Linked DNA regions of Homo sapiens: region 1 is linked to region 2. Evidence: chromatin loops called from intact Hi-C (ENCODE). Cell type or tissue: spleen. All regions are shown on one strand.

Region 1 (2,500 bases), 280 kb after region 2:
GGAAAGATTCCTAAATTCAAAAGCCAGAAGGCTGGGTTCCTGTTCCCACCCTGCCTTTTACCTTCTGTGTGTTCCTGATGAAGACACTTCATGCTCCACTATTTACTTACCTCTGAAACGAAGGGCTGACCCAGATCAGTTGTTCTCTGACCTGCTTGGAGGGACTCAGAGGCTGTGGAGGTGAGTGGGAAACAGGCCAGGTTCCAGGCCCACACTTCAAAGAGACAAGGTCTGCTTTGGACTGTTTTACACACAGGGCTTCTGAGTTTTAGATTTCATTAGAAGTGTTTCTTCTGCCAAATGAAATTTGAAAACCACTGAGCTGGGTGATTATTAGGACCCATTCCAGCTGTCATATTCTTCCAGCATGAAGATCAAGTTCAGCAGTGCAGCAGCTGGAGCTGTGGAAAGAGGTGGTATGAGTTTGGGCTTGAGTTAGTGGACATGGTAGCCAAATCAGAGATCCCTCTCTCATTCAAGTCATCTGTTGCTACCTGTTTGCTCTGGAGGTCTGAACTTCTGGGAGATAAATGTTTAAACTGACAGACTTCAGTTCAAATAATGACTCCACATTCGTATCCTGATATTGGGTAAATAAATAAATCTCTTAAATTCCCAGAGCTGCAGGTTCTTAGCCTATAAAATGATGACATCACCTACTTTGCCCAGTTATTGTATATACTAGTTAACATGGTCTAAACTGTGCCAATTGGAAGACCCAAAATGCAATGCCTTGAGAAGAGTAAAAGGTTTTTTCTCTTTCATGTAAATAGTCTAGAACAGGCCAGGTGGTGGGCCTTCTACTCCAAGCATCCTTCAAGGAACCCAGGAGATGCTAGTTCTATTATTTTCAGCACGTTGCTCACAAGGTTACTGCAAGGTTTGTATTCCAGCCAAGCAGGAAGGTGGGGCGGAGGTGGGGTGGTATGGAGGAGCCTATGAGCCAAGTTTCATGGTCAGGTCTGAGAGTGGCTCACATCACTTCCACTCACATTCTGTTGGTGAGAGCTTAGCCATACAACCACACTGAGTTCCAAAAGAAGCCAGAAACTAGTCCCTGGCTGGATAATTCCCTCCCAGTTAAAATTCTATTGCTTTGGGTGCGCTGAAAAGTCTAGGGTGGTTTCCACCACATTACACATAGAAAAGTGCTTAACACCTAGGAGCCTCCGGCTCAGCATCTCCACATAGGCCCAGCTCTGCTGATTAAGTGTGTTTCCATGTGGGCATATGCGGAGGTGGCCAGCACTATTCCATATCCTCATTTCAGGATTTTTCACAGCTGCTTTCAATCTGCTTCTCCTAAATGACTCTCTTTGGCTACACCTCGTTTTCCTAGAGTGAATATTTCCATCAGCTGATGCCCTTCTCAGGCCTCAATCTCCCCTGGTTTGCAGACTGTGGCCCTCCTTGGCCTCTGTGGAATCTGGCCATTTGAATCCTGTCAGCCCTGTTCTCCATCACCAAAGGACTCCGGAGGAACTGTGCCAAGCAGGCTGTCAGCCACGGGCAAGCTTTCTGAAAAAGACGTGCCAACTGCAGCCACAGAAAGTCCATTCCCTTGAATAACTTTGCTAATATTTGAAAATTAGTTCCCTTGCTCCTGATCATGCTACTGGGTATTTGGATATAAGAGCAAGGATGAGGGCAATAGAAAATTAAAATCATGTTCTACTCATATAAACTGCACAGATATGGAAGGGTAGGTCCTATTACCTATAATCCTGGGATTTTTAGACTCTCACTTTCATTGGACCAGAGTTGCCTTAGGGACAGTAAAAACACAAAATGCTGGGTATTGTTTTCATCAAGCAACTACTGATAGTGCACATTTAAATCAAAATTCTTCTAATCCCAAACTCAGTAAACAGATGCTGTGAGCTTAGTTCTGCCCCTCTGGCTTCAGATTTTACCCCACTGGATGTGCCCAATTCTGAGATGACAAGACGCTTCCAGCTTCCACATGGTTGCAATTTGGCTGTGGAACTGGCATGAAAGCACGTCACTGTGTCAGCACCTGGGCCACCAGATGAATAACCTATGAACAACAGCTTTGGACTAAAATATGAAGGGGTTGTTTTCCTTCAATCTCCCCCTACCTTCCTCAGAACCTGCTACAAGGAAAGATTTATAGACTCGAAAGCGTCAATGACTGATTAGACCCATATGATTGCTCCTGCTGTTTCTGATATTTTAAAAAATTGTCTTATAAAGAGATAAAAATAAATAATCAATGGAAAAACTTTTGGCATGGGAGAGACATTTAGGGAAAGAAGTCATTTCAGCCTCCCCCAACACACACATGCACACACACATACAGCCTATATCACACAATGGAGGTGAGGACCCACTCAATCTAGGCTCAGGACTGGCTCCATGGGACAGATGGGTGGGACAAGTCATCCTGCTGCAGTCAGGTAGCAGAGAGCACCGAGGAGACTAAGATGACAGAGACAAAATAACTAGAGAAAAGATACAGGAGCTAGGGGGAGAGGGTTGA
Region 2 (2,500 bases):
GCTAGAAGGGAGTGGAGGTGGAGTTTTCTCAAAAGAGGTAAGGAACAGCACAGACTCCATCTAAGGCAGAAGGCAGAGGAAATGAAAGTAAGGAATCAGAAAATTTAGGGAGTGTCAGCCAATCCTTCTTGTAAGACAATTCTCTCAAGCAACTGGAGCCCTGATTGACAGATAACAAAGTGTTAGTAATAGCTAACACTATAATATGTCTACAGTATGTCAGTATTTATAGGTCAGGCACTGTTCTAAGCAGATCACTTACATTAACTCATACAAATCCTCACAACATTGCTATGGAGTCAATATTTAATATGACAAAAACAAATATAGGCCAACAACATGAGGCCCAGAGAGGTTTAGTGACTTTCTGAAGGACACAGCTAGTCAATGGAAGAGCCAGGCGTTGGACCATGCAGTCGAATTCCAGAGACTATGCTGACCTCCCATGCACCACTGAATGTAACACAGAGAAAGGTCTGGTCCCATTCTCATTCTATTGAGGATGCAGTGGGGATTAATCTGCAGTAGCTTCTAAGTGTCCTAATGCCCATTTTCCTTCTCAGTCAATTCTTACCGCTGTAAAATTCAAGCCTCATACTTGATGTTTGCTGACAGCAAGAATCTGGCCAGCATTTTTGCTTTAGCCTTAGGCATGGCTTGAGTATCATCATGACTGGTTGGGCTGGGTGGTTCTATTCTGGGATGAGGTAGGTTAGGAGAACAAGCTTGAAAAGATGTGGCTTTTGACTCACTGGTTTTCTTGTACATGGAAAGAAGTATAAGAATTTTACGGCTTTTGAATGCCTTTGGGTAATCTTGTGCTCGGTGGGTTTTTTGGTTGAATGTTGATTCTCTCCAAATGATATGCAACTACCACCCTACTAAGTCTTAACTTCTCTGGGTTTCTCAAAAGTGTTACACTGGCCCAACTCAGGGAATTACTAATTCACTTCTTTTACTCATAGGGAGAAGGCTGTGGAAGACTGACATTTTTCAATTCCATTTCTTCCGTTGAAATATTGTTTTTTGTTCTCCTGGGTTCCTGTCCTTTCTAACAGGTGTAAGCCTGTTTCTCCTGCTTGTAAAACCTTCAGTGAAGTAGCCAGAACCTGAGACAGAATATTATCCTCACCCTGAGAGCTGTTCTGAAACCTTAGAATGGGCTTTGCAGAACTGGAGGCAAATCTAGCTTTTCCTCATTGTAATTGCCATTGTAACAGGTGAACAGAGATGCCAGGACCTGAGTTATCTGGACAATACCACCTGAGAAGAGCAAAACACACCAGCAGGATGGCCAGAACTGGACTTTGGGGCTTTTAGCAGTTTCATCTATGAAAGAAAAACAGAGTCAGCACTTTTTGTATACAGGAACTCAGTGAAAGTAAATTGTTGGAAACAGAACCATTTGACGCATTGGCAGCCAGCAGTTTGGGGGAGCCAGTCCTAAGACTGTTCTGTATATCATTGCATTGGCATTAACCTGTAAGGCTATTATCTGAAGGTTTAAGCAGAGACCATCAGAGTCAGCAATGGGTTTCTTAAAAGATGTGCTTCCTGTCAAGATTTTCACTTTGGTTTTTCATATACAAACAAGCAAACAGAATTAGTTAACCATTGTTGGGGTCTTTCATTCTTCTGTTTCCTGCCACTTCTCAACATGCACACATTTTCAAATATTTTCCTAGAGCTTCTTTGCAAAGAGCCCAGGGAAGCTTTTCTTTCCCTTGCCACCTCCTCCCTTTTCTTCCTATCTGGCCCTGCAGTGAGCTTCTCATTACACCTCTTATCATAATAATTCCAGAAATAACATCTACCTTTTCTGTCATGCCTTTCATCGGAGGATTCCCATTGAGCCACTCTAGCAGTGAGGGCTATTCAGCAGCCCACCCCTGGCACAGCATTCCTCTGCTTTTGGGTCACAGACAGAAAATACTGGAAGCATAGGTACAGCCTTTTTGGATTTTGAGAGTCAGAAGGGAGTGCAGAAAGGAGGTAGCAGAGTTGCATAACATTTTTTTGTGATTTTTGACAAAAATCAGATACTTAGTCCTAAGACTGGCTCAACAAATAGAAATTTTAGTGTGAACCATAGGCCTGTACTGCAGAAAAGAGGAAAGATGGACAATTAATGTTACCAATTAGTGGTTATAGATGAAACATGCCTACTGAAAATGGGTAGAGATATACTTATGTGAAATAGTGGATGTAAAGCTGTGGTGTTAGGTGAGCTCCCACCATATACACTTGAAGAGAATGAAAGTCGCCTACTGAGTTAATATTGTACTGTGTGCTTCCATTATAATTGCCCTTCCTAATGCCATTTGTGATTTCTTATGTGTAAATTTGTTAACTTACTGACATCTCTCTGACATTTGATACTGGGGACCCCTATCTCCTTGCAACTCCTCCTTTTTTTCTGTTTAAGTCTCTCCTTTCTCTGCTGGCTTTTTTTCTCACTCCCCCTCCCCTTACCTTCCATCTTTACTCCCACTCTGCCTTC

What was found. Hi-C counts contacts between places; a loop is a spot of excess contacts. Peaks named below come from ENCODE experiments on the same cell type or tissue, not always from the same donor. Only the 100,000 strongest peaks of a DNase experiment are listed, where the experiment ranks them.
Region 1: a loop joins it to region 2, with 2.6 times the contacts of the local background. A loop is called at or near these places in 46 of 110 quality-filtered maps.

Annotation. Positions count from the first base shown.
Region 1 is chr12:13,373,904-13,376,403 of GRCh38, reverse strand. LINC01559 (long intergenic non-protein coding RNA 1559) reads left to right here. Exons shown (of 3, transcript NR_036555.1): 2 at 1-180. Among named protein-coding and RNA genes, the nearest start is that of LINC01559, 1.6 kb to the left of the region's middle. RefSeq lists an enhancer at 1-1,056. In spleen, no CTCF peak of the experiment used is centred here; no DNase peak of the experiment used is centred here.
Region 2 is chr12:13,653,504-13,656,003 of GRCh38, reverse strand. The region is part of intron 5 of GRIN2B (glutamate ionotropic receptor NMDA type subunit 2B); the gene reads left to right. Among named protein-coding and RNA genes, the nearest start is that of LINC01559, 280 kb to the right of the region's middle. In spleen, no CTCF peak of the experiment used is centred here; no DNase peak of the experiment used is centred here.